2 separate regions of the Homo sapiens genome follow, and region 1 is linked to region 2. Evidence: chromatin contacts called from ENCODE Hi-C or POLR2A ChIA-PET data. All regions are on one chromosome and are shown on one strand. The core of a region is the stretch at or near the end of the contact, and the rest is flanking DNA. Distances in the headings are between cores, read along the strand shown.

Region 1 (5,286 bases), core at 1,808-4,307, 160 kb before region 2:
CTTCAAGGAGGCTATAAGTTATTATGGGAGAAAAGTAAAGGGCTTTGTAAAGGGGAGAGCATGTGGATTTTGTGATGTAATTCTCAGTATACCTTCCTTCCTTCCTTTCTTTCTTTTTTTTTTGAGACAGTCTTGCTCTGTCACTTAGGCTGGAGTGCAGTGGCATGATTGACAGGGTTTCGCCAGGTTGGCCAGTCTGGTCTTAAACTCCTAACCTCAGGTGATCTGCCCGCCTTGACCTCCCAAAGTGCTGGGGTTACAGGCCAACATGGTGAAACCCCGTCTCTACTAAAAATACAAAAATTAGCTGGATGCAGTGGTGGGCGCCTGTAATCCCAGCTACTTGGGAGACTGAGGCAGGAGAATCGCTTGAACCCAGGAGGTGGAGGTTGCAGTGAGCCAAGATCATGCCATTGCACTCCAATTTGGGTGACAGAGTGAGACTGTCTCAAAAACAAAAACAAAAACCTGGAGGGTTAGAGGAGGGAAATGGGGTGATGGAATTGGTCTGTACAATTTTCACTGTGAATTTGGGGGAGAATCCCCCCCAAAATAGAAGAAAATTAGGATAAGGCCAGGTGCAAATTGTCAGTGTGTAGAGGAATTGGGTACTTATGAGGAGTAATACAAATAAGAGGTGAAGCTGAAGCACTGGGTTGGGGACCCTATTGTAGACCTTTAATCATAGTTCAGGTGTTTTTTTGTTTGTTTGTTTGTTTGTTTGTTTTTGGAGACAGAGTTTTTGCTCTTGTTGCCCAGGCTGGAGCACAATGGTGCCATTTTGGCTCACTGCAACCTCCGCCTCCCGGGTTCAAGCAGTTCTCCTTCCTCAGCCTCCCAAGTAGCTCTAGGGATTACAGGCACGCACCACCACACCTGGCTAATTTTTTGTATTTACTAGAGACGGGGTTTCACCATGTTGGTCAGGCTTGTCTTGAACTCATGACCTCAGGTGATCCACCCATCTCGGCCTCCCAAAGTGCTGGGATTACAGGCGTGAGCCACCACCCTGGCCCAGTTTAAGTGTATTTGGAGTGACTTTAGGGAATCATTGAAATTTTACCTGCCGGAAAGTGGCACAATTTAGGAAGATTAAATCTAGTTGCTTCTTGAAAAAGTGTGTGGGCTGGCCGTGGTGGCTCATGCCTGTAATCCCAGCAGTTTGGGAGGCTGAGGTGGGTGGATCTCCTGAGGTCGGGAGTTCGAGACTAGCCTGACCAACATGGAGAAACCCCGTCTCTACTAAAAATACAAAATTAGCCGAGTGTGGTGGTGCATGCCTGTATTCCCAGCTACTCGGGAGGCTGAGGCAGGAGAATTGCTGGAACCTCGGAGGCCGAGGTTGTGGTGAGCTGAGATTGCGCCGTTGCACTCCAGCCTGGGCAACAAGAGCAAGACTCCGTCTAAAAAAAAAAAAAGGAGTGTGTGTGTTAGAGTGCGTGCACACACGTGCAGGAGAGATCGCAGTGGGAGGCAGTTAATTGGAACAATATAGAGAAGGGGCTGCTAAGGACCTGAGTATTATGTTTATATTTAACAATTTAAATTAAGATAAGGCTGTGTATGGTGGCTCACACCTGTAATCCCAGCACTTTGGGAGGCCAAGGTGGGTGGATCACCTGAGGTTGGGAGAGACCAGCCTGACCAACGTGGAGAAACCCCGTGTCTACTAAAAATACAAAAATTAGCCGGGCGTGGTGGCATATGCCTGTAATCCCAGCTACTTGGGAGGCTGAGGCAGGAGAATCACGTGAATCCGGGAGACGGAGGTTGTGGTGAGCCGAGATCGAGCCATTGCACTCCAGCCTGGGCAGCAGGAGCGAAACTCTGTCTCAAAAAATAAATTAATTGGCCGGGCGCGGTGGCTCACGCCTGTAATCCCAGCACTTTGGGAGGCCGAGGCGGGCGGATCACGAGGTCAGGAGATCGAGACCATCCCGGCTAAAACGGTGAAACCCCGTCTCTACTAAAAATACAAAAAAATTAGCCGGGCGTAGTGGCGGGCGCCTGTCGTCCCAGCTACTTGGGAGGCTGAGGCAGGAGAATGGCGTGAACCCGGGAGGCGGAGCTTGCAGTGAGCCGAGATCCCGCCACTGCACTCCAGCCTGGGCGACAGAGCGAGACTCCGTCTCAAAAAAAAAAAAAAAATAATAATAAATAAATAAATTAATTAATTAATTAAGGTAAAAGTGTTCAGCTCAATATGTGAGAATTTCCATAAGCAAAAGCCCCTCATTTGTTATCTGGTGTTGATTGAGGATGATTACTAAAGTGATACCTTTTATCTGCTCAATCTTCATGTTAGACACATGTATGGAATGTCATTTAAGTGTCATATAAAATGGAGTGTGGTCCATGGTGTCTGTTGGGAACATTGAATTGTTAAATTCTTTAGGATTTTCTGCCTTTGTTACCTGGCTCTTGTTCCTTATCCTAATCGCCTAAAACAAATCCCTGAGGCTCCTTTCATTGGACCACCCTTAATGATTTAGAGGAGCTGTTGTTTGTTAATCTTTTCACATTGTCATCATTTTGGTTACCTGTCTTTGACTATCTTGAAGTTTTTCAGAGCCCATTTTATTTTTGGAACTATAAAATGAAACATACTTCCCCTTGTATAGAGGCCTAACAGTAAAGAGTACAGAAATTTTGTGGTTTCATATGTATAGGAAATGCTCCCTTATTCTGAGTTTTTGTTTTTTGTTTTTTTTTTAATGTAGAGTATAACTTACTAAATTCTTGTGGAGTTCGCTCATGCAGAGATACTTGGTTTTATAATGTTATTCTTTTCCATCTTGTATTAATCGAGTGTACTTTTCCTTTTTAAATTGAATTCGTTTTTGAATTCTATTGTGGTGCTTCTTTGAGATAAAATTTATGTATGTATAGGTGGTGGTGTTTTTTCTTTTTTTCTTTTTTTCTTTTGAGATGAAGTCTCGCTCTTATCCCCCAGACTGGAGTGCAATGGTGCGATCACGACTCACCGCAACCTCCGCCTCCCGGGTTCAAGTGATTCTCTTGCCTCAGCGCCCCAAGTAGCTGTGATTACAGATGCCTGCCACCACGCCTGGCTAGTTTTTGCACTTTTAGTAGAGATGGGGTTTCACCATGTTGGCCAGGCTGGTCTGGAACTCCTGACCTCAGGTGACCCATCCGCCTCGGCCTCCCAAAGTGCTGGGATTACAGGCGTGAGCCACCACGCCCGGCCTGTATAGGTCTTAAATTCAGTAAATTTTGACAAATGTATACACCTGTGTAACCATGACCTCAGTCAAGGTACAGATATGCAGTGACTTTTTCACTATCACACCCATTCCTGCCACTTTTTTTCATATCCTTACCACTATCTGGAATTTTTATGTGTGCCATCTCCAGTAAAATACAACCTGCATATGTGCATGGATCTGGTAAAATTGTTACTTTTGCTATCCCCTTCTTTCCTACTAAGTGCATCAATAAATAGCATCCACTCTATATTTGTGTCTTTCCTCAAGTAAATACATGAAAATGAGATCCTGCAAGTTTGTGTTTTTATATTAAGTGTTAACTCCAGAGATTGCAACACTGTTCTTGTAGGATGTTTTTTTGGGGAAAGCATTCCTCTTATGGCAGCCTTGTTGGCCTGAGGCAGGGCTTAAACAAACTGATTGAGCAGGCTCAAAAGGACAGTATCGTAATGGACTGGAGTGGCCAGATCTTTCTACAGAAGAAAGAATACGGTAATTTGGCCACGCGCAGTGGCTCATACCTGTAATCTCAGCACTTTGGGAGGCCGAGGTGGGCGGATCATGAGGTCAAGGGATCAAGACCATCCTGGCCAACATGGTGAAACCCCATCTCGACTAAAAAATATACAAAAATTAGCTGGGCATGGTGGCACACGCCTGTAGTCCCAGCTATTCAGGAGGCTGAGGCAGGAGAATTGCTTGAACTTGGGAGGCGGAGGTTGCAGTGAGTGGAGATGATGCTGTTGCACTCCAGCCTGGGCAGCAAGAGGAAAACCTCTGTCTCAGAAAAAATAAAAAATAAAAGAATATGGTAATTTAAGATTCATATGTTTTATCCATCTTGAAAAATACCTTGTGCACATATTTAAAGTCTTTTTACACATTGATTTATTTTGAGTCTATTGTATCTGTCTACATTATTTAAGCAATGTAATCACTAAAAATTTAAGCACTGGGTTGAGCCTTCTGGCATCCCATTAGAATGCCTGGGGAAACACACTTCTTGCCAATTGCATGCCTGCTGATTGGGGAATGAAACGCAAATATTCCAGAATCAACAGATTTCTTTATTTTATTTTATTTGTCACCCAGGCTGGAGTGCAGTGGTGAGATCTTGGCTCACTGCAAACTCTGCCGCCCGGGTTCAAGTGATTCTCCTACCTCAGCCTCCTGAGTAGCTGGGATTACAGGCGACTGCCACCACGCCTGGCTAATTTTTGTAGTTTTTAGTAGAGATGGGGTTTCACCATCTTGGCCAGGCTGGTCTTGAACTCCTGACCTTAGGTGAGGAGGAAATGCCATTTTGTAAATCCCAAAGTGCTGGGATAACAGGTGTGAGCTACCATACCTGGCCTAGAATCAACAGATTTCTGAACATACTGAATTACTTCTTTCATATTAATTTTCAGACCTTTTCAAAAAAGGATTTGGATACCCTGTTGATATTCATATTCATATTATTATGTTGGCATTCATATAATATGTGTAGGACTTTATAGTTATTTAAAAACCTGTTATAGACTTTTTTGTTTATTATTTAAAACTTTTTTCAGAGGGACTTGTTGCTTTTTTTTTTTTTTTTTGAGATGGAGTTTTGCTCTTGTTGCCCAGGCTGGAGTGCAAGGGCACGATCTAGGCTCACGCAACCTCTACCTCCTGGGTTCAAGTGATTCTCCTGCCTTGGCCTCCTGAGTAGCTGGGATTACAGGCATGTGCCACTCGCCTGGCTAATTTTTTGTATTTTTAGTAGAGACAGGGTTTCACCCTGTTAGCCAGGATGTTCTTCATCTTCGGACCTCAGGTGATCCCCCCTGCCTTGGCTTCCCAAAGTGCTGGGATTACAGGTGTAAGCCACCTCGCCCAGCCTCAGAGGGATTTCTGGTACCAGAATTATAGATTGTTTTTGTTACCGAACTTCCTAAGTTATGCTCGTTCTTTGTTTATTAAGGGGAGACACTAGATTTTTTTTATCACGCTTTTTATCATCATAGAGAACTTTAGTAGTCTACAAGAATATTGTTAGAGGCTTAGCAGTGGCCTCACTGCACATACATGTATA
Region 2 (5,587 bases), core at 319-2,818:
GCATGCCTCGGCCTCTCAAAGTGCTGGGACTCCAGGTGTGAGCCACCACACCTGTCTAATTTTTCTATTTTTTGTAGAGACAGGTTTCACCATGTTGGCCAGGCTGGTCTCGAACTCCGGACCTCAGGTGATCCGCCCGCCTGGGCACCCCAAAGTGTTGGGATTCCAGGTGCAAGCCACCACACCTGTCTAATTTTTCTATTTTTTTAGAGATGGGGTCTTGCTATACTGCCCAGGCTGGTCTCAAACTCCTGACCTCAGGTGATCCGCCTGCCTCACCTCCCAGAGTGCTGGGATTACAGGCGTGAGCCACTGCTCCTGGCCTGAACTAGGTATTGAATAGGAGTCTGCCAAGCAAAGAAGAGAGGCAGGAGGGAGAAGAGCCATTCAGATGAAGGCAGGAAAAGATCATGACGTTTTAGGGAATGGAGAGCTGTCCCCCAAGGCTGGGGCCTCAGATGCTTGGGGTGAGAGGAAAGGTCAGAATGCTGGGAAGGTCCATAGGGGCAGAGCATGGGGGACCTCAAACAGAGCCTTCTCAAGGAGTTTTCTCCAGTGAGTAGCACGGAGCCCCCACAAGTCTCCAGGTAAAGAAGTAACAGTTTCATTGGCAAGAGGTTGCTCTGGTAGCCTGGCACCTCCTCATGTGGCCCTGATCTTCCATCTACCTGCAGGGTCAGCACTGACTCACATTCTGAAAGCACTCCTGCCCGGGCACAGTGGCTCATGCCTGAAATCCCAGCACTTCTGGAGGCCAAGGCAGGAGGATCATTTGAGGCCAGGAGATTGAGACAAGCCTGAACAACATAGTGAGACTCCATTTCTACAAAATATAAAATATGGGCTGGACACGGTGGCTAATGCCTGTAATCCCAGCACTTTGGGAGGCCAAGGCGGGCGGATCACCCGAGGTCAGGAGTTCGATATCAGCCTGACCAACATGGTGAAACTCTGTCTCTACTAAATACAAAAAATTAGCCAGGCGTGGTGGCGCATGCCTGTAATCCCAGCTACTTGGGAGGCTGAGGCAGGAGAATTGCTTGAACCCGGGAGGCGGAGGTTGCAATGAGCTGAGATTGTACCATTGCACTCCAGCCTGGGCAGCAAGAGCGAAACTCTGTCTCAAATAAATAAATAAATAAATAAAATAAAATATTAGCCACGTGTGATGGCATGTGCCTGTAGTCCTAACTACTCGGGAGGCTGAAGCAGGAGGATCCCTTGAGCCCAGGAGTTGGAGGCTTCAGTGAACTATGATTGCGCCACTGCATTCCAGCCTGGATGACAGAAGGAGACCCTGTCTCTAAAAAAATGTTTTTAAAGTAATGGTTCTCATTGGGCCCAAGGCCGATCCCTCTTGGGACACATTCCTCCCATTTCTTCAGTGATCTCACCTCATCGTTTCACCCTTTTCTCCTCTACTGGCAGGCCTCTCTCTGCAGACCCTCTCTTTTCAGGATATAAAACACACCCAGGTTCCTGTGTGCAGGGGGAACCTCTCTCAACTTGGCAACCTCAAACCACTTCCCTATTTCACTCCTATTGTTCACATGTGAGTTTCTTGAGAGAGTGGTGGACACTCACTGTCTCCACTTCCTCATTTCCTACTTTTCCACCTACTTGAGTCTGTCTTCTGCCCTCGCCATTCCACATATATTTGCCCTCACCAGCCAGGCCCGGTGGCTCACGCCTGTTATCCCAACACTTTGGGAGGCTGAGGCAGGCAGATCACCTGAGGTCAGGAGTTCAAGACCACCCTGGCCAACATGGTGAAACCCCATCTCTACTAAAAACACAAAAATTAGCTGGGTGTGGTGGCGCACACCTGTAATCCCAGCTACTGGGGAGGCTGAGGCAGGAGAATCGCTTGAACCCGGGAGACAGAGGTTGCAGTGAGCCGAGATTGAGCCATTGCACTCCAGCCTGGGTGACAGAGCGAAACTCCATTAAAAAAAAAAAAAAAAAAGATTTGCCCTCAGCAGGGCCACCAGTAACTTCCTGGTCATCAAATCAGGCAAACACGTTTTGGTGTCCATCCAATGCTACTGACTATGCCTCCTCCTTGAACATGTTCCTTTCGAATATGCGACGACGCACCCTCCCCTTGTTCTCATCTTTCTCTATGGCTTTCTCTGTCAATCCCCTGTGGGGTGTCTCTTCCTCTGCTTTACTCATTACACCCAGAGTCCTCCCAGGACTCCACCTCTTAGTTACTTATTTAGATTCAGGGTCTTGTTCTGTCACCCAGGCTGGAGTGCAGGGGTGCAATTACAGCTCACTGCAGCCTCAAAGTCCTGGGCTCAGGCGATCCTCCTGCCTCAGCCTCCCAAAGTGCTGGGACTAAAGGCGTGCAACACCATGCCTGGCTAATACTTCTGGTTTTTGGAGAGGCGGGGGGGGTCCCATAATGTTGCCCAGGCTGGTCTTAAACTCCTGGCCCTAAGCAACCCACCCATCTCAGCCTCCCAAAGTGCTGGGATTACAGACGTGAGTCCCGCACCTCCATCTCTTCTTATTGCACTCAAACTCCCCACACTATCTTATCCACATAGGCAGCTTCAATTGCAAACTCTGATGACTCTCAGCCTGTCTCTGAGGTACAAACCTGTCTCTGTGTTTCCTGGTTCTGACCTGCATGTCCCATTAGAACCCCAGGGAGGGCCTCCTGGAGTGAGGAGTCTTGACCTTGAATCTCCCCTTTTCTCTTCATCACTACCGACACTACCTGAGTTGAGTTGCTTCTACCATTGCAGGAACCCCCTAAGTAATCTGCAGGCCATCTCACCTTCTTCTGATCCATCTTTTATTTATTTATTTACTTACTTACTTACTTACTTACTCACTTACTTATTTGAAACAGAGTCTTGTTCCATCACTCAGGCTGGAGTGCAGTGGCACAATCTCAGCTCACTGCAACCTCCACCTCTTGGGTTCAAGCGATTCTCGTGCCTCAGCCTCCTGAGTAGCTGGGGTTACAGGCACACGCCACCACAGCTGGCTAATTTTTGTATTTTTAGTAGAGATGGGGTTTCACCATGTTGGCCAGGCTGGTCTGAAACTCCTGACCTCAGGCGATCCGCCCACCTCAGCCTCCCAAAGTGCTGAGATTACAGGCATGAGCCACCACACCCAGCTCCCATGACTGCTTAACTGATAGAATGTGGTAGAAGTTATTCTGTGACAATTACAGGCCTATCCTTTCAGTAGACTAAAAGGTTTTGCTTCCTTTCTCAGGATGCTTCTGCTCAAAATCCCAGAATAATGAGAAATAACAAAATGGTTGTCAATTTGGCCAGGTGCAGTGGCTCACACCTATAATCATAGCACTTTGGGAGGCCAAGGCGGGTGGATCAGTTGAGCTCAGAAGTTCAAGAACTGCCTGGGCAATATGGTGCAACCTTGTGTCTACAAAAAATATACAAAATTAGCTGGGCATGCACCTGTTGTCCCAGCTACTCAGGAGGCTGAGGTGGGAGGATTGCTTGAACCAGGGAGGCAGAGGTTGCAGTGAGCCAACATCACACTGCTGTACTCCAACCTGGGCAACAAAGTGCAACCCTGTTTCAAAACAAACAAACAAACAAAATAATAATAAATAATGGCTCCAGTGTGGTGGCTCACACCTGTAATCCCAGCACTTTGAGGGGCCAAGGCAGGAGGATTTCTTGAGCCCAGGAGTTCAAGACTAGCCTGGGCAACACAGAGAGATCCTAACTCAACGAATAATATAAAAAGTTAGCGGGCTGGGTGCAGTGGCTCACACCTCTAATCCCAGCATTTTGGGAGGCCAAGGCAGGAGGATCACTTAGGGCCAGGAGTTCAAGACCAGCCTGGGCAACAAAGTAAGACCCTTGTCTCTAAAAATATTTAAAAATTAGCCAGACTATAGGTGGCGTGTGCCTATAGTTCCAGCTGCTTGGGAGGCTGAGGTGGGAGGATCGCTTGAGCCCAAGAGGTCAAGTCTGCAGTGAGCTATGATCACACCACTGCACTCCAGCCTGGGTAATAGAGTGAGACCCTGTCTATACACAAATAAACAAACAAACAAACAAACCACTCTTTTTGGCAACAGATGGGGTTTCACCATATTGGCCAGGCTGGTCTCAAACCCCTGAGCTCAGGTGATCCATCCACCTTTGCCTCCCAAAGTGCCGGGATTAAAGGTGTGAGCCACCACACCCAGCCAACTTCTTTTGATGTGGAAATTTACAAAGGATTGGCAGCCGTCTTTCATTCACTAGAGAGGACTGTGCAGGTAACATGAGCATCTGAGGCAGGGCGGGTGAACCAGAACAGGGAGTGGAGGGGCTGTGGTGGTGCCAGCCACTTGTCACCATGAAGAAATGCTGGCCCTGTGTAGCCAAACTTGGCTTTTCAAGATAAAGTAGAAATATGGATTTTTATGTGAAAGCTCTAGATCTTTCAATGTTGGCAACTAATTCAAAAATTTCTAAAAATGTTGTGCGAGCAAAACTAAATATGTCTTTGGTTTGGATGTGGTTTTTCTGGCCAGATTTTTTTTTTTTTTTTTAAAGAAATAGAGACAGGGATTTGCTATGTTGCCCAGGCTGGTCTGAAACTCCTGGCCTCAAGTGATGCTCCCACCGCAGCCTACCAAACTGCTAAGATTATAGGCATGAGCCACCAGGCCCTGCCCTGGCCAGCAATTTTTCTTTTTTGACTCTGTTCTTTGCCCTTGACATGGGCCTGAAATCTCTTTTTTAAAATTAATTTATTTATTTATTTTTGAGACAGAGTCTTGCTCTGTCACCCAGGCTGGAGTGCAGTGGCACCATCTCGGCTCACTGCAACCTCCACCTCCCTGGTTCAAGTGATTCTCCTGCCTCAGCCACCCAAGTACCTGGGACTACAGATATGCACCATCACACCTGACTAATTTTTTAATTTTTTGGTAGAGATAGAATTTCATCACGTTGGTCAGGCTGGTCTCAACCTCCTGACCTCAAATGATCCACCCACCTTGGCCTCCCTAAGTGCTGGGATTACAGATGTGAGTCACTGCGCCTGGCCTGAATTTATTTTTAATTTATATATTTTTTAGAGACAGGGTCTTGCCATGTTGCCCAGGCTTGTCTCGAACTCCTGAACTCAAGCTATCTGCCTCAGCCTCCCAAAGAGCTGGGATTACAGGTGTGAGCCACCGTGCCCAGCCTGGGCCTGAAATCTCTTACTCTTTGTTTCCTACCAAACTTTCATGTATCCTACTTATCCCTTGAAACCTGGCGAGGTGTGGTGGCTCGGCGAGCCGAGATCGCACCACTGTACTCCAGCCTGGGTGACAGAGTGAGACTCCATCTCAAAAATATAAAAATTAAAATAAATAAATAAAACTCAAGTCAAGATTTCCTTCTCTGGGAACTGCCTCTCCCCTGACCCACAGTCACTGCCCAAATGCTTTCCTTTCTGTTTTGTGTTAGTGGCCCTTGCTGTATACCTCAATCATTGTAACTGGTACATTGGATAGTCATTGTTTATATGTCCCCCTCTTCCACAGACTGAGTTGTTGTCTGTTTCTTTGAGACAGGATCTTGCTCTGTCGCCTTGGCTGGGGTGCAGTGGTGTGATT

The links. Hi-C counts contacts between places; a loop is a spot of excess contacts on that map. ChIA-PET counts read pairs that join two places held with the same protein, here RNA polymerase II (POLR2A). Pooled maps may share reads with other maps.
Region 1: a pooled map shows a loop between it and region 2 (2.6-fold over the local background). The contact joins two enhancer-like sites. A Hi-C loop is called at or near these places in 1 of 37 single-sample maps with no recorded cell type and 2 of 50 pooled maps. POLR2A ChIA-PET finds 5 or more read pairs at or near these places in 3 of 52 experiments (activated naive CD4-positive, alpha-beta T cell, activated naive CD8-positive, alpha-beta T cell and naive thymus-derived CD8-positive, alpha-beta T cell).

The regions. Positions count from the first base shown.
Region 1 is chr16:30,322,747-30,328,032 of GRCh38, reverse strand. It overlaps the pseudogene SMG1P5. Among named protein-coding and RNA genes, the nearest start is that of CD2BP2, 30 kb to the left of the region's middle. RefSeq lists a silencer at 2,934-2,983. Within about 2 kb of position 3,057, at least 3 of the 41 ENCODE cell types and tissues checked have a DNase peak (open chromatin) inside an H3K27ac peak, as active enhancers do.
Region 2 is chr16:30,162,357-30,167,943 of GRCh38, reverse strand. No RefSeq gene overlaps it. Among named protein-coding and RNA genes, the nearest start is that of CORO1A, 18 kb to the left of the region's middle. RefSeq lists an enhancer at 1,599-1,858. Within about 2 kb of position 1,568, at least 6 of the 41 ENCODE cell types and tissues checked have a DNase peak (open chromatin) inside an H3K27ac peak, as active enhancers do.